Linked DNA regions of Homo sapiens: regions 2, 3 and 4 are each linked to region 1. Evidence: read pairs that join two places in POLR2A ChIA-PET (ENCODE). Cell type or tissue: MCF 10A. All regions are shown on one strand. Region 1 overlaps RBMS3 (RNA binding motif single stranded interacting protein 3). Region 2 overlaps RBMS3 (RNA binding motif single stranded interacting protein 3). Region 3 overlaps RBMS3 (RNA binding motif single stranded interacting protein 3). Region 4 overlaps AZI2 (5-azacytidine induced 2).

What was found. Peaks named below come from ENCODE experiments on the same cell type or tissue, not always from the same donor. Only the 100,000 strongest peaks of a DNase experiment are listed, where the experiment ranks them.
Region 2: POLR2A ChIA-PET joins it to region 1 with 7 read pairs; 3 of 35 experiments call an interaction of 5 or more read pairs at or near these places.
Region 3: POLR2A ChIA-PET joins it to region 1 with 5 read pairs; 4 of 35 experiments call an interaction of 5 or more read pairs at or near these places.
Region 4: POLR2A ChIA-PET joins it to region 1 with 6 read pairs; 2 of 35 experiments call an interaction of 5 or more read pairs at or near these places.

Annotation. Positions count from the first base shown.
Region 1 is chr3:29,289,439-29,294,438 of GRCh38, reverse strand. All of the region lies in intron 1 of RBMS3 (RNA binding motif single stranded interacting protein 3), which reads right to left. Among named protein-coding and RNA genes, the nearest start is that of RBMS3, 11 kb to the right of the region's middle. In MCF 10A, no CTCF peak of the experiment used is centred here; DNase peaks (open chromatin) are centred at 888, 2,298 and 2,958.
Region 2 is chr3:29,483,848-29,488,847 of GRCh38, reverse strand. RBMS3 (RNA binding motif single stranded interacting protein 3) reads right to left here. Exons shown (of 15, transcript NM_001003793.3): 3 at 349-407. Among named protein-coding and RNA genes, the nearest start is that of RBMS3-AS2, 160 kb to the left of the region's middle. In MCF 10A, no CTCF peak of the experiment used is centred here; a DNase peak (open chromatin) is centred at 2,477.
Region 3 is chr3:29,739,092-29,744,091 of GRCh38, reverse strand. It overlaps RBMS3 (RNA binding motif single stranded interacting protein 3), which reads right to left. Exons shown (of 15, transcript NM_001003793.3): 5 at 4,215-4,372. Among named protein-coding and RNA genes, the nearest start is that of RBMS3-AS2, 99 kb to the right of the region's middle. In MCF 10A, no CTCF peak of the experiment used is centred here; no DNase peak of the experiment used is centred here.
Region 4 is chr3:28,339,689-28,344,688 of GRCh38, reverse strand. It overlaps AZI2 (5-azacytidine induced 2), which reads left to right. Exons shown (of 8, transcript NM_022461.5): 2 at 4,067-4,287. The coding sequence starts at 4,072. Among named protein-coding and RNA genes, the nearest start is that of ZCWPW2, 6.5 kb to the left of the region's middle. In MCF 10A, no CTCF peak of the experiment used is centred here; a DNase peak (open chromatin) is centred at 2,108.

The DNA.
Region 1 (5,000 bases):
CTATTAGTTTCTGACTTAACTCATCTTGTGTTTTATGGTTTTTCCCATTAGTTAGGAATGTAACCCAACTCAAGCCAACAGCCTCAGGGTACTAGCCAAGTGACCCATGTGCTTAATGTGAAAAAGATAGGACCCCAAGAGATTGTATCCATGTGGACATGTAAAAAAGATGTCTTTTGACATAAAGCATCACAGAGGTGAAGATGACATTAAGCAACTCTGGTTCAAAAAAGCACTGCCTTCAGCAATGGACCAATGTACAAGACACACAAAACAAGATAGACTAATACCTTCTGAAAACCTTTTCTTATGACCTTAATCTGCATCATACACCATACTATACATTGCAGGGCATTCAGAGATCAAAACTGTGGTCCCAGTTCTCAGACTGTTTACAGACTAACTCTGACACAAATATGATCTGGAAGAGTACAGTTATGTTTGAAAAGCCAAAAATAAATTTACAACTAAGCAAAAAAAGATAAATTAAAACCCAATCCCACTGTACCTTGTAAAAAAAAGAGAGAAACATATAAAAAGCAATAATTAAAAAAAAAAAGAAAAGACTGAAAGCTGAGAGAACAAAAAGAAGGAAGCAGAATTTAAGGATCAGAGGGCAGAGAGACAAAGAAGGCAAATCCATAGCAGAAAACTTGAGAATAGAAGAAGAAAGGGCGAGCAAGAAAGGGCTACAGGAGTAGAAGCTACAACAAAGAAAAAAAAAATATTAGCCCTAGGAAGGACAATCTGGGAAAGACAGGGAGATGGAGAAGACACAATGTTAAAGCAAGGTTGCATCAGACAGCCATCCTAAATAAAACAAGGATGGAGAAATGCATACAATGAATTTGGCAGAAAAGATGGACCACGAATAATAACAATAGCAGCTAGCCTTTTATGGGCCATGTTGAAATCTAGACACTCTTTTTACCAGGCTCCTCCCCTCTAACAAAGGCTTATGTTAGCCCAGAGTAAGTAAGCATGACTGCACCCATACCCTCAACTGACCTGCTCCTTGGGTCCTCAGGCACATTAGTGGCCTCAAACTTCACTCTTGTTTAATAAGCAGTTGGTACTGTGTGGTTCTCATGGCAATACGGCTTTGCTGGGTTCACAACTAATGTTGCTTTTTCCTTCTCAGAATGAGATTCTTTCCACACAGAACAACAACAACATTGCTCCTGGTTATATTTGTGAGCACATACAGATCGTATATGAATATGTTAGATACAGAAAATCAAAAATACACTTTAAAACTTGATTCCAATGACTCTTTCTGAAAAACATCCCTCTTTCCAATCAAAAGCATCAAGAAGGCTTTTATACAGGTTCTCCCTTGAGAACTAGTGATGAGTAAGTCAAAACAACAAAAGCAAATGCTGGCTATTACTGAATGCTGCAACAAGTGCAAAAACAAAATAAAGCACTAATTGTCTACATAACCATTAATTTTCTTCCTAAGAGACCAAAAGTCTCAACTACAGGACCCCTCCACATCAAATTATGAATTTACATTGACGTATTTTCCCCAAACATGTTTCTTCTGTTTGTAAATGACCTTTTCCTTGCTAAACAGCTCTTATCTATTGCCTTTGGAAAGGAAAACAAGTTGTCAAATTCCAGAAATGTTCAAAAGTACATTGAGCCCTGATACCCTTAATCTTTCTCTTTAGTTCATTTTCTCTTTCTTCTCTTTATTTTATCTTTCTTCCTGTTTCTTATAAATAACCGGTTGAGGTTGTAGAACTGTCATCTTTTTTTCTTTTTTTACTAGGCTGCTATTGACAGCCTCATCACTAAAAGCTTTGAGGTTCATCAGACTCTTCACAGTTTAAACGACTATTATGAAATTATTTGGGATGAATTAGAATTAATCAATAAGATTTCCAAAAGATGCTATCAAGAATGACATAAAAAAGAGAGTAGATAGCTAACTTGCGTAATATACTGTCAATGTATCTCAGATCATGAGAAGGTACCACAATATTTGTGAAAGAAAGTAAAAAAATAGTAGTTATTTCTATTTTGGTAAGACTCACCCCTTTGTGCTACCAACTAGCAGCAAAGTAAAATAAAATTAAATAAATTATAACTGGAAAGAACAGGAATGTGTCTTCTTAGGACCACTTTGCACCTCCATATTTCTCTGTGGTTGTAAAGCCTCAGAGAAAATCTGAACCATTAAAATAATCGTTAAGGTTTTCAGGAATGTATGTGTGCGTGTGTGTTGTTGTTTTATGTGTAAGAGAGACAATCAAAGCTGATTCATTGCATCTGCTGATGAAATTCAGTGAGATCTGTCTAGAGGGCTGGGAAGAAAAATTGAGTAATTAGATAGAGAATCAAAACATAGGGTGATTATGAGAGAATTCGCCCTCCAGCATTGGGGGATGGTGTGAATTTTCAGGTCTGAGGATATATATGGGGCTACAGAGAGAAAAAATTATTTCCTGAATAAGATTGGAGAAGATGGCTATGTCTAGGCTTGGGATCTTGATTTTCCTGTAACACTGGGATAAGAATGAAAATGAAGGAAACCATCACACTTGGCTTATGGCTGGAGTAGCAGTATCTTCAGGTTGCCCAACCACTTGTGAGAGTGATAGTGGGTCTAGCTGCAGTGTGCATACCTGTAGAGACATGTGTTCTTTAAAAGGCACGTAGATTCTCTAGGGCTGAGAGAGACTTCTAGACACCAAGAGATGTTATTATCCTAGGTAAATAACCGTGGGAACTGGGGAAAAGGAAGAAATGTCAGTTTTAATACATATAAAAAACCTATGACCCTATTTTGAGACAGAAGAATTGAGAAAAATTATGCCATAGAATAAGTATTGTGCCATTGATTTGCCTCTTGCCTACTCCCCTAAGAGGGTGCCCTAGGGAAACACCTGTTACATTTAAGCTCTGTCTCTAGTAAACAATTTCACCAATTACGCAATAAAAAATTCTGTGAACCTGGCACCCAGATCTGGAACTCCCAGTTGCTCTCAGTGCCAAAGGTCAATCCAATGTGTCTGCTTTTGAAATATTTTAGCCAAAGAATGTTAATGACATTTTCCAATACACTGTGCTGTTCTACCACATGTCCCTCCCCGGAAATTTGGGATTACTAAAATACAGAGATATTTTGAGTGCCAAAAGGCCACAATAGTGAAAGATATGGCCAGCTTTTTAGATGCTCTGACCATCTTAAAGACCTACAAAAACACTGGTGCAAGGAAACAAATGCATTAACTCCAAACTCTGAAAAGAAAAACTGCAAAACCCAAATCAATTAACATTTATATGCATATCTAAAAAACATAATACATTGTCAACTTTATTCATTGTTCCACTTAGTCTTCTAATAATCTCTTTGTACCTGAAAAAGATTTGTAGATTAGGTTTTTTTCACTTCGCAAGAATATTCATGTATGCAAGATGTCTCCAAATTCACAGATACATATCAGTTAAATTTACTTGGACACAGAGTTTCAGGAGCAAAATTATAAAAGCTTTTTCAACATATTATTGTGAAATAATTAAATTTGGTGTTGAATGTTAGTGCACTTTAATATGTGTCTTTGGATGTGGAATGGAGGCCTCAAAAAGCGTCTATTGTTACAGGAAATAGCAAAACTTGAAGAGAAATTCCTGCATGTTCTTTCATCTATTCCCACTGGCCTTTTCTTGTGTTTTTCCAGCTCAACAACAAAGTTAAACACGAGTCAGAAAGAGAAACTTCCATTGCTAACATGAAGCCAAATTGTCCTAAACAGGTAAATAATAAAGTTTAAAAGCAGTGGTTAATTTTTTTGAAATACATTGAGAAAAGGACATCAGAATTTTATCCTTTCCAGGATTCCCTACCTACCTTAGACTAAAAATGCAATATTCTTATTTCTAAAGATGCAGTCAGAATTGGTGTACATTGGTAATGGACAGGATACCAGGGTTAATCCATGAACTGTCACCACCCTCCAAGGGTAGTTCCCACCAAGTCAAAGAAAATGAAATGTTGTTTTCTCATCTTTCAAGAAGAAATTAAAGGCCATAGGTCTGTCACATATTTATCTGTTGAGTATCCCGGAAAACAATCTGAAATTTTACATAAAGATGGAGATGAGATTAATTATTAGCAAATAATGTCACCAAAATCATTCCAAGTCTCTTAAATACTTCAAATACTTCACCTACTCAAAACTAGTTAAAAAATATATTTGCTTGAATTCTAAGTTATTTAATTTTAAGTTATATATTGGGTGTCAGAATACCATTTATATGATTGACAAGTGTTAAAAGAAGCAACATGAGAATTTACAGACATCGACAATAGCCTCAAATATGACTCACATACATAAGAAAAACTTTCAATATATTTTAACCAGTTCCAGAAAACCAGATAGTTAGTATTGTTTTTTATTTCACTTTTCATTAAATTGTCATCAGTCAGGGAAAATGACTAAGTAGTAGTACACAGGATTAAAAAACAATAAGCTGTCTCTAAAAAAATCCATATTAAATTCTATGCATGATCTATATTCAGCTTGAAAATTATCAGCTAAGAGTGGGATGACCAGAAGATCATTTGCATCTAGCATATTGAATGTAATATATGCCAATTTCTTAACCTCACAATATAATGATAGGAAAGTTAAGTCTAAAACAAATTTAAATGTCAGCTCCTAAAACTTAAAATATTGTTAGATTTACTTTTCTCCTATTATACCTTACTTTCCACACAACAGGAAAGGGCACTATTAGGGTTCCCTTGACTAATAAGGCATGTAGTCGAGTCTCACTTTTGTATTTATCATTCATGAAACAAAATTCCGGGTTCCATTTACTTTTTATTTTCCTTGAGAATTTGATATATTTTCTTTAAGCCTTTTTATATGTCTATATTTGGATTCTTTATGCTTTTATAATATTAGGAACATAGTTAACTGTTTTAACCATTTGATGTATTATAAACATTCCCCCATCACTAAATATTCTACAACATAATTTTCAATGAT
Region 2 (5,000 bases), 190 kb before region 1:
GGGAAGTTTTCCCCAGAGTTCCTCATTTTTATATAGGAAATCAATTTGCATCACTGATGATATCATTCACATCAGACACCCCAAAGTTGTTAGGAGGTAATTTAGTTTTATGCTGAAGCAATTTGATACTTGTTCTGATTTGTGATTTTCATTTTGTTTGTTAATGAAAAAAATGAATGAGCAATGTTACTAGAAATACAACTTATCAAAACATTGGCATCATTAAAGAGGTTTTCCATACTATGCATTGTGATCATTGTGCAGCTGGTACCTGGACCTCCACAATGGAAGAACCATTAATCAGATAGCATAGGCAAGATTTCAGGGTACGGATGCCCTTACACATACCTTTGCACTGATTTGTGTTTTTGTCAAGAATTGCCTTTGTAGATACAATTTTTCCATACCTGAAAGAGAGAGAGAGAAAAAAACCCATGTTATTGTAACCCATTGAAGACACTTAAAACACTCTAATGAACATCGGGGCACACACAACTGAGCATGCATAAACCAAGAAAACAAGCTCTGGATTCCCATTTCACACCTGGATGATGTCCTTTCACCAGTTCTTCTTTATAACTTAGGAATGTTCTTCCCTATGTAAGCAATGGGTTGAGCTTCAAAAATAAACTTGTCAGGCTGTCACAGGCAGCCAAAAGAGGATCACATGTGATTGTGATCACAGTAAATCGCACTCTGTGGATTCATGGAAGAAAGCATGGACCTTGGTGCTAGACTGAACAGGGTTTGCATCCAGCTCTGACTCTCACCTTGTGTTGTAACACTGCAGAGTTTAACCCAACTTCACTAAGACACAGTTTCTTCATCTGCAAAAATGAGAAGCTAAATATGTCAAATCTCCTAGTTCAATCAACATTTATGTCTTTGGGAATCCACTATATTAGGCTCCAGGAGCAATGTAATATAGTAGTTAAAAGAATATACGGAGACACCAAACTATCATGGTTCAAATCCTAATTTAGCCTGGGTATATTTGGTTGGCTAAGTAAGTAATATGTGCTTTTTGCATCATTTGATCATCTATAATAATATAAATACATTTATTTAAATAATGATTTGAATTATTTGTAATGATATAAATATTTTTGTAAGTATATAAGATGAGGATAATATTGTCTTCTTTATAGGCTTTTTGTGAAGGTAAAATGGGGTTTACCTAACGTGCTGAGGACAGTGGCCGACACAGAGTAAGTATTATTAATGTTAGCTCTTCTTCCAATGATGCTCTCCCTGCTATCAGCTATATAAAAATGTCTCCAGCCCTCGGCATTCTCTGAGAATGATGAGAAGTGGAAGGGGGTAAAGATTCTGTCCCCAAAGCTTCAAACATTACTACTTAGACTGTCAAAAAATTCCACTGAGAAAATTGACATGTAAAGTTATTTGCTAAAAGATAATTACATTTACAGTTTACATCGTTAGTTTTAAATGTTAGGGATTTCATTATGTTCTCACTCTACCTAGTTGTACAGATACTCACCTGTTCGAAGCTTTTTTGTTTGTTTCATATTATCAAAATGACTATTACCTCATGCCTATTACCACACGAGATTATTCCCTTTAAAAACTCCCAATCCTCCCTTTCCCATCTCCCCCAAAACACTCTTTTTGGAGCTCTATTTCACCCCAAGAGTCTCTCTGTTGGGAAAATAACCAGTAAAATAAAATCATATTTGAACAGTCTCTTTACTAGACAATGATTCATCGTACCTACAATCATACCCATTAACTAGCTGTAATGTTAGCTAGGTTTGAGCTATTAAGGTAAATAAATATTTGCAAAATTATATGTATCTTAGAGTAGAAAATAAGGGATAAGAGAAGAAAATGTCACTGCATCTTTTTTTTCCACACCAAGCACCATTAATACAATATGTGAGAAGTAAAAATCAGAAAAAGAAAGAAAAATTAGATCAGGTATAACTATCTTACACCAGGCACATAAACCCTTAAGACAAAAATCCTTCTTAATTGGTTTATAAAGGTGTTCCTGAAATTTTTATATAAGAACCTTCTAAACTGAAATTTAGCTCTGTCTTAAATATGAAATTAAACATTACTGTGTTTCATAGTGGATTTCATCTCACAACTGGACTGTTAACAATAGTCAATGGCATGCATATTGTCCTACTGTATCAATATTACAAGAATGTCCTCTACTGCATTAAATGTAGTATATGTAATCACTTTTACAGCAAAAAATGTTAAATGTTTTCTTATGGAAAGCATTTGTGAGTATTTTGACAAGTAACTTTTTTATAAACAAAGAAAAAGAATTTTATTTCTCAGAAATTATTACAATATTACTATCAATGGAAAATCACACACAGAGTCCAAAAAAGCAAACCATACTATTTCTTGATTTCCTTATTTCTAAACACTCTCTAGGCCAGACTTTCCGACAGCACAGAATCACAAAACAATGGAACACAACTCAGAGTACTTGACGCAACATCTACTATGACTGGAGTAACAGGAATTTCATTCCATGGCTCCGTTACAACATTCTGCATTAACAATTAATTTGCAAAGCTAGGATATGCTTTAAACAACAAGAGAAGGTACTTAATGGGCCACTGGTTACAGTTCATGTCTGAACTCTCAGGATGACAAACAGGTACTTTCTGCATGACTGGCTCTGTATTCTCTGTGATCTGCAAAGTCAACAACTGATGTAGATAAATAAGGTTTAGATTTTTTTTAAAGACGTAACCACCATAAACACGAGACCCACGAATGTAATATACCTATGAAATTATGCTTTTATCAAAGTATACTAGTAGATTAGAATGAAAACTACTCTGCAGATTAAAAGTACATGATTTTATACACTCCGAAGGAAAATAAAAATTTCTGAAGTAAAAAAGTATGCCTTCAGGTATATAACCTCATTTACTTACTCTTTCCCTTCTTAGGGTTTAGATCAAGACCTTATGTCTTCATAAAGTTCTTTCTTCAACTATGCCACCCACCATTGGAAGCAGAAATCTAATATTAGAGAAAATTATGTGACCAAATTGCTGAATAATGCCTGGAAATAGACACCTGAGCACAAGTCCCATGTGCCTCCTGACTCCAGAAGCTTTCAGACAAATCCAATTCACTTATCTATCCTTTCATTTCTTACAGCTAGAGGAGATAAAATACTATCCACAGTCTACTTCCTTGGGGGTTTGAACTTTTCAAGGGAAATAAATAAATGAAGTAAATATATTTTACACTATAGTTCTTTCTATGTGGGCCTTCTCTAGCCAAAGTAGGAACTCCCTAATACAGCATTGCAAAGATGCTTTTTGGCAACCCCATACCTACATATTCACCAACTATCCTGAGTGCTCATGTATTCTACAAATATAGCCAGGTCTCTAATGACATTTTCTTTATATTCAAATACAGCCAGGTCTCTAATGATATTTCTTATATTCTATTTTCTTTATATTCTAAAGAGTATGCTTTAAAAGAGTAGCTAGTCTACAGTAACTATTTGCTTATTACATTTTTGAGTTTTCATAATTTTATAAATGTATATATTGTCTATCAACTTTTTAAAACACTTTCACCCTAGCTTGTCAATACAATTTTCATATTTAATTTTTTAAGAGAAATAGCCAGTTCTTTTCTGGCATTTATTCTTAAACAGCATCTGAGTCAAACTATATTTGTTGATACACTTGATTATTCCACATACAAGCCTAATTTAAACTAATGGCATCTTTTATTTTCAAAGCTGAAGAGAAAATAGAGTTATTATGGGTCTACTCTTCATGAATTATGAAGACATCAAATTGGTGGGATCCTTCAATAAAGAATTTATTTTTAAACCCTTTTGCTGAATCACCCACTGTGTATATTAATTCAAAAAATACAGGCAGAGACTGAAAATAGAGTCTCCGCAGTCAATTAACTCTCAGCTAACTCATTTTTCACATGCCTTCTATATTGATACCAGACTAGAAAAAGGTATCACATTTATTTAATGGATGAAACATTAGCCTTTTAGCAAATGTGGTTGTTTGCCTACTTCTAGATGGCTCATTCATTCTTTGGCATTTGAGGATGGTAATGGAGCATATCTGTAGCTTTAGGGACCCAGTTGGAATGTTGTAGGGCTATCTCTCTGATGGAATACATCAGCCACGTTTCACCTACAAGTTTACAACCCATTTATATTCTGAAGTTTTAACAAGTTCAATCTACAAATGGGTCATCAAAGTCATGCATAATTGTTATGGACTGAATTTTGTCCCCTCAAAATTAATATGTTAAAATTGTAATCCTCACTACCTCAGAATGTGACTGTATTTGGAGACAGAGCCTTTAAAGAGGTAATTAAGGTAAAATAAGGTTATACGATAGGCCCGAATCCAATATGATTGTTGTCCTTATAAGCAGAGACAGGCACAAAAAGACCATATGAAGTCGTAGAGAGAAGGCAGCCATTTACAAGAAAAAGAGAAAGGCTTTAGAAGCAGCAATGGTGCCAATACCTTGATCTTGTATTTCCCACTTCAAAACTGTGAGAAAATATATTTTCATGAAGCCACCCAGTCTGTGGTACTTTGTTATGGCAGTTCTAACAAACTAACACAATAATCTTCTCTCCAAGGCCTCCTGAGCTTTGCAAAAAGAACAGAGGTGAGAGGATTCATCAGACAAGACACCTTTCTAAAATGCTTTGCTCAATGATTTTGCACTTGTCCCTTCCAAGCTCTTACCTAAGACCTTCAAGCTCTTTCTCATCTAACATTTGTGTATGATAACAGAAGCCTAGAAGTCTCACAGTGTTACAAAGAGCAGACAACAAATAATCCAGAACCTGGTCCTTGGTCTTGTAATCTGGGCAGTGTTTCTTTCCCCGGAGAGATAATCAAACTGTGATCATGCATCCACACCAAGTAAACTTTACATGTCTATTGTGCAAACTAAAACGTCTTTTATTAACATACTATTTCGGGCTAATACCTTACAAAGAACACAAA
Region 3 (5,000 bases), 450 kb before region 1:
GCAATAGTTCTCAAAGGGTGGTTCCCATATCAGCAGTGTCAGTATCACCTGGAAACTTGTTAGAAATGCAAATAATTGCAAGGACAAAAAACCAAACACCGCATGTTCTCACTCATTGGTGGGAATTGAACAATGAGAACACATGGACACAGGAAGGGGAACATCACACTCTGGGGACTGTTGTGGGGTGGGGGGAGGGGGGAGGGATAGCATTAGGAGATATACCTAATGCTAAATGACGAGTTAATGGGTGCAGCATACCAACATGGCACATGTATACATATCTAACAAACCTGCACATTGTGCACATGTACCCTAAAATTCAAAGTATAATAATAATAAAATTTAAAAAAAAAAAAAAGAAATGCAAATAATTGAGTCTCACCCCAAGCCAACTGGATCAGAAACTTTAAGAGTGGGCCCAGCAATCAGAGTTTTAACAGATCATTCAGGTGGTCCTAAGAACAAGTACTAATGACCTAAGGCAAAGCTTTAGAGTGCTTTTAGAGTCATCTAAAGTGCTTGTTAGTACACAGATTACAGACTGCTGAACACCCTCACCACCAGACTGTTAATTCGGTAGATTGGGGGCAGGAAATTTGCATTTCTAACAAGTTTTTAGGAAGCACTGAAGCTGCTGATCTGGGAACCACACTTTGAGAACCACTGTCCCAAGACATCCTCATGTAATACAATAATTTCTCTCACTTGCTATGTGCTATTCTTGGAAGAATCAAGAAAATGGTGACTGAAATCATCTCTGTTTTGTGGTTCAGAGGGAAAATTTCAGATGAGAAAAGCAGAGTGGAAAAGGGACAGGATAATATTTTTAAAAGGAGAAACATTTGTGCAAGAATTAAGTTGTGAATGATCAAATTAGTTAAGGCAAAAGCCATAATTGCTTGAGAAAATGCACAGCCAATGTTATAGGGAAGTAGGAATTTGGGCAGATCTATTTATGGTACAGCTAAAAATATATTCTCACCCCATCAAATTAGGCTAATTATATGGGATTCTGCTCCTCAAAATTTAAAATCTAAGATACATGGAGAACGAAATACTTTTTCTGTGTTGGTTTCCTGGCTTCTTTCAAAAGATAGTCAGACTCACACTTCATTTTTATTTCTTAGGCATAAGAAATCAGTGGCTTGACTTGAACCTATGTTTGCCTTTTCAGTCCACATGGCACTTTCTGAAATACAGATACCTAAATTTCAGAATTGGAATGTGACTGCTAATTCATATTTGAAGCTCAAAGTTGTAAAAGACCAATGAATTTAGCTATTCTGAAACTTCACAGAACGGTAATTATGAAATCCACTAGCCACATATCTAGTCATCCATCCAACAAAGAAAAAGAAAACTTGACCCAAGGAAATGTACAATCCATTTGGTGAAGACAGAAATTAAACAATGAATTCATTGTAATCGTGATATATTTTATTTGAAAGAAAAAACAAAACTTTTATAGGAGCTATAACAAGAGCACCTAACTTTGTCCAAAGCCAAAGATTGGAGGTCAGCGAAAAATTCTTTGAAGAAAAGATGTTTAAGCCATTGCCTGAGAGATGAGCAGGCAGAAGTCAGGAGAAGAGCCATGGAAAGTATAACCAGGCAAGAAGGGCAGCTTGTGCCTGAACATGAGACAGAGTCAAAGCCAGGAAGGCGAGCAATATCAAGAATGATGCTGGAGAGGTTGGCAAGTGAAATGTTGAAGGATTGTAAGCAGGACCCTGACATGATGAGATTTGAATATTGAAGGGCTCACTGTGGCTTCTATATGCAAAATGCAACAGAGGAGAGAGAGAGGCTGCATTCAGAATAGAGCTAAAATGTAAAATTCCCACCCTCCCTCAGTTCCTAAAGAAAAATAACTTTGTAAGTTTTATTCTTTCATGATCTCATATACCAGCATTATAGTTCTGCCTTTTAGAATATATATTACTTGACTCTGTACTTAAGAAAAATATGCCTCATTTTAAGCAAACTCTCATTGTATAGAAAAGATAAATGGGAGAGAAATGAATAGTTCAATCTTTGTGTTATGAACTGAATTGTGTACCCGACAAAACTCATATGTTGAAGTCCTAACCCCCAATACCTCAGAATGTGACTGTATTTGTAATTACCCCTTTAAAGGGGTAATTAAGTTAAAATGAGGCCATTAGGGTGGGCCCTATTGCAATATGACTTGGTGCTCTTAAGAGATTAAGACACAGGCATGCACAGAAGGAAGACCATGTGAGGACAGAAGGGGAACACAGCCATTTACAAGCCAAGAAGAAAGGTGTCACAAGAAGCCAGCTATAAAGACATCTTGACCTCTGACTTCTAGCCTCCAAAATTGTGAGAAAATAAATTCATGTTGTATGAGCCACTGTTCCGTGACATTTTGTTATGACAGACCTAGGAAACTAATATACTTTGTACGAACACATCCTTTGTTTAAAGAAAAAAATATCACTGTAGGTCTTCTTGGAAATATGTGCTCTTAATGAATTTGAAATGCATTTATTTCCCAGCAAGAGTCCAAATGAAGGAGAAACTAATTTATTGGAGAGTTTTTGGAGGGCAAGGGATGGGGGAAGAACCAAAGGAATGTGTATGGTATGTAAAGTAAAACATGACAGTTGGTTCAGTGAACTCCCACATCGCTCAGGCCTCCAATAGCTAGTTGCACACTATATAAGAATGACTGCATTGGCTAAATTCAGAGATCCAAGTAGTGTCATAAGCTCTGCCTTGGCCATGAAAATCAACAGTTGTCAATGTCCTGAAAGCCTGAATACCTCATGCACACATTCAAGTCAGGGAGATTTTCTTCATTCTGTTTATTTCTATTCAAATCATCAAGCATGTACCTTGCATTTGTCTCCTGGTTTACTATGTATACATTATGGAGAATAAGAAGAATTTTCACACATGGTCCACAACCACAACTCCAAGGAAATAAAGTTAGAGATTAGTTAACATATACATGACGATTTGTTATCTTCTAAAGTGAGTTAACGGAAGTTAGTTTGGAATGGTTTTTCTTTTTTTTTTTTTTTTGAGATGGAGTCTCGCTGTGTTGCCCAGGCTGGAGTATAGTGGCGCGATCTCGGCTTGCCACAACCTCTGCCTCCCAGGTTCAAGTGATTCTCCTGCCTCAGCCTCCCGAGTAGCTGGGACTACAGCCATGTGCCACCACGCAACGGCTAATTTTTGTATTTTCAGTAGAGATGGGTTTTCACTATGTTGGCCAGGCTGGTCTCGAACTCCTGACCTTGTGATCTGCCCTTCTCAGCCTCCCAAAGTGCTGAGATTACAGGCGTCAGCCACCCTGCCTGGCCCTAGATGAACAAACTTGTCTGCAATGGGCTGACTTCCACATAACACTTAACATCCATCCATTCATCCATGATAAATCAGCTGGAGACACACATAAATGTACCAAGCCATAGAGACAAGACTTATTTTTCTTCATTGTCATTGAGCAGTTTCTTTTACTCTGTGGTCTCTTTAGCTTTGTTTTTCATGAAAGCACAGCAGGTACAACTATTTAAACTCCATTCCTGGCTGAAATCCTCTTTTGTAAACATTCCTTCAAAGTTAAAATGAAAATTACTCTTCCTTTTCTTACAATGAAAGGAATATTTTTTTTTCCCCTGTTCTGCCTAAAATATCAAAAACATAGCCAGGGCCTCTTAAATGCAAATGGCTTCTTGACCTCCCTTGTATTTCTGAGTTTGCTGGGTCTTCTCAGTAATTCCTGTTTCTCTAAATGTTTCCTTTCTTTTATTTTCTCTTTACTGAGAAATGCTAGCACCCTTTTTTGGAAATCAATGCAAAAACACTTAGATGCTTTGTTCACCACATGGGCTCTTTTGCTTTGGGGTACTGGGCATTTATTGTCTCTGTCAGGTATTGGCAGCATCTGATTTTGTTGATCCACAGGCACAGAGAGGACTGGGAACTGAGTATGTATGTTATTATGACTCAAGACACATAAACACATTCTACGTACATTTGAACAAGCACAGTTTATTTATAATTACATTGAAATTATTTAGCTCCAAGCAAAGACACAGAGGGATGACAGATTTGATAAGCTACTTTTAATTTTTTTTTTTTTTTTGCATATTCTATTGCTTTGGGCTCTAGTACTAAAAAAGGAATGGAATTTAAAAGGAACAATGAGGAAAGAACGATTACATACAAAGAAAGAATTTTACCTGGCAAAGCCAACACCTCTGCTGACTCCATTAGCGTCTCTTAGTATTCTTGTGGAAATGACATGTCCAAAGGGTTTCAGCATATTCTCAAGCTCCTGCTCATCCATAGAAATGGGGAGATTTGAGATGTATAGGTTTGTTGGGTCTTGCTCTTGTTGCTAAGGGAAGGAAAGTAACAAATATGGTAAGTTCTGAGTATTGAGAAACATTGTACAAATAGAGAAACTTTTGTTTAAACTGCAATCTAGATAATAATCTCCAAAATGCTCTTGAAAGTGCTTTCACTAGGGGCATTACTTCTTTTTACTGATGTCTTGTGCAGAATGTTTATCATAGACAAAATGATCAATGAAAGCCAAGCTCTCCATCCATCATTCCTTAGAAAGACTAATAAACTTTTCTTTTTTTTTTTTTTTTTTCTTGAGACGGAGTCTCGCTCTGTAGCCCAGGCTGGAGTGCAGTGGCGCGATCTCGACTCACTGCAAGCTCTGCTTCCCGGGTTCACGCCATTCTCCTGCTTCAGCCTCCCGAGTAGCTGGGACTACAGGCGCCCGCCACCACGCCCAGCTAATTTTTTGTATTTTTAGTAGAGACGGGGTTTCACCGTGTTAGCCAGGATGGTCTCCATCTCCTCCTGACTTAGTGATCCGCCCACCTCGGCCTCCCAAAGTGCTGGGATTACAGGTGTGAGCCATCACGTCCGGCCGACCAATAAACTTTTAATGCAATTGAACTAAGGCAAATGTGTATATTCTTTTTTATTACCATTAACCACTACTTCTATGA
Region 4 (5,000 bases), 950 kb after region 1:
GCTTGGTCTAGTTTGTCAAATAGAATAATAGCCAGTTACACTTTTACCATTTATCTAGAAAATCAGACTTCATGGGCCAGCTGATTTGGATACACACACACAGCCATTTCATTGCAACAAAAGTGTTTAAAACTGAATCTTTATTATGAGACTGATTACCACAGCTCCCTTTACTTCTCTGTAGAAATACATTTTATAAAGGATGCTTGCGTAGCAATAACACCAAAGGCAACACATAGCCTACTTTTTACTTTGCTAACAGTTTTCCTTTCATTATATTAATAAATATAATGGGATATCTGCCTTGTATTGTTTCCTTTCTATGATCTCATTTTCCCTGGACCTGTAGCTTTTACTCTCCAGAAGTCTGGTTTGTACAGACTAATATGATAAGTATTAATATTCTCATGCTTGTGATTTCATATTAATTTTTGCAGGGATAGTAATTAAAATTTTAATTTTCCATTTTATAACAAATTTAAATGACAGTTATTTTAAAACAATAAAAGTTGATACATATATGTGGTGCTAGCACATTGTGTGTTTTAATATATGGCTATTTCTTACATAACTTTTAGGACAGATAAGCAATTTGATGCTGCTTTTCCGCGTATTCTAAGTAATGTTTATAGTGTATAGAATAAATATATAGAATAATGGTATAAAACTTGAAAAATCCTTTTATGCCATTGTTTTCTTACATAATATATGCAACTTTTGATTTATAAATAAAAAGGTAGCATATCAATAGGTAAACCAGTCTGACTACTCATATTGTCTTAAAAATGACTAGCTATCATGTTGTATAAAATGTGACATTATTGTATCAATATACCCCCTTCCATGTAAAGTACTTTTGTAAGCCTTCTGAGGGGTTCCTAGATTTGTAGGAGTGTAAGATTTTGTAAAAGATTCATTGGAGAGGGGAAAATATTAATAGCTCAGGCTCTAAAATCCAAGTCCTGGTTCATACTAATTAAGTGATCCTAGCTAAGCTTCTTTACCTTTCCAGGTCCCAGTTTTCTCATCTGTGAGATGAGTTTGATAAGATTTTGTACCTCATAGGGTAGTCTTGAGAATTAAATGGGATAATGTTTGTAAACATTTAGCATAATGCTAAGTAGTTCACTGGTTGTGAATTAAAAAAAAAAAATCAACATTGTAAGTATTCACACCCTTTAATCATGTCCAGGCCTGTGTTTTTAAAATTCAGCAGAATAAGCACCAAAATCCACAGTGCCTCTACCAGGAAGGACCATCTCAGTTTGTCTCCATCCTGCCTTTTTAATCTCATCTCCTGCCACTCCTCTTCTCAACCTTTCTCCCCACACTTAGATCTTTGAACTTGTTCCCCTGCTGGAAGTTAACAAACTGTAAAGGTGTAAGTACAATAAGTACAGTACAATGAAAATAACCATCCTCTTCACATGAGAGTACAGTCTTAAGAGACATTTGCTCTTTTGTGGTATCTTCTTTGAAAACCACTTTTTCTCCCCATCCCTCAGACCCCCCATAACATTCTGTTGTTTCAAATTTATTACCTACCTTTATGGTATAATAATAATTTTTCTGCACAACTCTGCCTCTCTGGGTTTTCCTTGCTGTGTAAATGATTGTTTCATGATAAAAATGAACAAGTAAATCCCAGCTGAGCTAGTTAGAAGTTTGTGTAAAACAGAAGTGCGTGAGCCCAATCCTTAAAATACACAAACTGCAGGGTATCTGTTTTTGACTTCGCAGAGCAGTTTATGTTATTTCTTGTTTTCAGCTGTCTTTAGAAAAAATCCACATCGAATAAATCCTGCCCATTGGGTTGAGTATTAAATTATTTAAGTCAAATGTCTACTGTGGGTACAATTTTACCTCTCCTTAAACCAGGCTGCATTCTACCACTTACCTAGCCGTCTGTGACTATTTTACTTGCTCTACTTTTAAGGGGAGTGTGTGTGTGTGTGTGTGTGTGTGTGTGTGTGTGTGCATGTGTAAGAGTCTTATATGAAGATATATATGCATACTTTCAGTTTGCAATATGAGAATAACCTGCACTTTTATTTTGAAAGGAAATAATGAGAGTTTCAGCTAGCAGTAGCATGACTGGAATGATGTTTGCTCTTATTTTGGAATATCATTGAATCTGGAGACTGAAAAGTAAACTCTTTTAGAGGAAGAAAAGTTAAACTTTTCATCATTAGGAGAAAATGCAGCTTGCATCAGAAGCAGCATGAGTAATTATGGTTCTGAGAATCCGCCACTTTTTTGGTATACTGTAGATAGCATAGTCTATTCTTGTTCTTGGACTTTATTGAAAAACTGGGAAAGATTGTACCTTAAGAGTGGGAGTTGTCCTGTATGGTTAGAAAATGTTAAATTGATGTTAATGAAGATTGACTGGATGGCAGGTTTTACCTACTCAAGACTTGTAGTATACACATTTATTTTAACCTGCCTTTCTTATAATTCTAGATACAAATTGCTTAGATGCTCCCAGCTGTTGCTTTAGTTGACAATTGGAAGTTTTTAATTGTACAATTAGAAAAGCAAAAATATAATGATATAAGACCAGACCCAGAAAAACACAAAACCTTTTGTTAGTATTCATGTGATCTGAAATAAGGCAAAAGAAATGTTAAAGGGATTAGTTGACACAGGAGGGAGATTAGACATTTTGGAAGAAAGCAGGCATAGTGAAACACGGGTTGGAAACGTGGCTGTAGTTAAATTGCCTATGTTTACATCTCAACTCTCCACTTACTATGTTACTTTGGAAAAAATACTTAAATTCCTCCTACCTCAGTTTCTTCATCTATAATGTTCTTGAACAGTGACTGATATTAGTAAGTAACCAAATTTTATTTCAAGCAAGGGATAGTTAAAAACTCACTTTCTAGTAATAATTACTGATCTAAGATACATGAAATTCAATTGATAATCTTTATTTAGAGTGCTATATTTAGTTTTTTATTTTAAACTAAAAAATATTTAAAAGGACTTTTTAGGTTCTCTTGCATGGTCTAAAGTCCCTCTTATTCTGTTTTTCCCAGGAGGTCTTAAAAGGTTTTAGCCACAGTTTCTCCTTCCATCATGTTTTTCAGGAACCTAACTCTCAGAGAAGTAATGCTGAACCTAACAGCAAAAGTAGATGTTCAGAGCAAGTCAGTTTTTCGTTAAACAATGAAGGTAACGAGCTCTTCTCTTAGGTTTTGGAGTCAGAGTTTGATTTGAATCCTACTCTACCCACTCTTCATTCAGTAATCAATATTTATTGAGCAACTTCTACACAGTGATGAGTTGGGGACACAAATGATGGGCAAAACAGACAAAGCTTCTGCCCTCACAGAGCTTAACATTCTTCTAGATTTAACAGGGCTAATTCAACTTTCTAAGACCTACCTATAAAATATAGATGATACATATTTCATAGAATTGTTCAGATAATTAAAAGAGATAATATTAAAAGAATGTAGTGCATTATAGTGGGACATATTGGACACTCAAATGTTAATTAATTTGTCTTCTATTCTAAATATACAACAAACATAGCCAATTACTGGTATGGAAAGATAGAGTATGCATTAAGACTTCTATAATATAATATTAATATGTTGTTGTAATGAATTATACTCAAAGAACTTTTGAAAATTTATAAATTGAGAAGCTATGAAACTTGCTACTAATAGATCTAAGTGGAAATGTTAGGAGAAGATATATTTGGGGATGAAGTATTTTAAAAAATTTTGATTGTTTTAATGAAACTGATATTTCAGATTTTTATAGAACATACTAATAATTATGGTTTTAAGTGGTTTATAGATATAATTTAATATTCTTAAGACTCTATGAGGTATTTGCTGTTATTTCTTGTACTTTATAAATAAGGAAACTGAGGCATAGAGGTTAAGCAACTTGCCCAAAGTCAGACACTAAATGGTAGAGTTTAGAATACAACCCAGGCAGTCTGGTTTTTAAACATTGTCCTAGTATTTACATTATTCTTAACTATAACTTTTTTTCCTTTTCACTTATTCAGTGAGACATTTGTCACTCATATTTTTTTTCTTTTAAACAGTTGTCATGGATGCACTGGTAGAAGATGATATCTGTATTCTGAATCATGAAAAAGCCCATAAGAGAGATACAGTGACTCCAGTTTCAATATATTCAGGAGATGAATCTGTTGCTTCCCATTTTGCTCTTGTCACTGCATATGAAGACATCAAAAAACGACTTAAGGATTCAGAGAAAGAGAACTCTTTGTTAAAGAAGAGAATAAGATTTTTGGAAGAAAAGGTAATTTTTATCTTTTACCTTCATTGCGTTTGTGACATAAGGAATAATTCAAAATACTTGAAATTTTGAATACTTTTTGTCCTGTCTTCCATGATTGTACTAAATTTCCAAGAATAACTCACTGCTAATCTGAAAACTCTGGGCATTATACTTATCCTGTGTTTCACATACCATGTACTTGGTAAATATTTGTAGGAGAGGATTTAACAACTTGGAGTTATATTCCAAATATTTTTCTTTCATTTTCAGGTTTACTTACCTCCATAGCTGTATGTATTTTATTCAGAATTTTCAAATCTGGGCAAAAAAAAAAAAGATATACCAACAAAGGAAATTAAGTATCAAAGGAGGAAGCTTCTGGAACATTGTCCAATAGGTTTAATAATATCTTTACCAAGGCTGAAATCTTTACTTCAACATTCTTTCTCTTCTTTAACACATGTAATAGGAATAATGCTTTTAATTGATCAACTGATGTTTTCTGTTTACCTTTCCATGTATAATTGTGACACATCTAACTGTTACAGAATATATAAGTAAGGTAGCTGATTCAATATAAAGCACCAATCTACTTGGCTTTATGTATGAGGAATATTCTTCAGTCATCCTTTTATTTTTGAGTTTTAAAGTTTTAACTTAGCTTAGTTTGTATTTTTTCAGCTCAGATAAGAGCATTTTTATCCTACAAAGAGCAGCTACCACAAAGGGTAAAG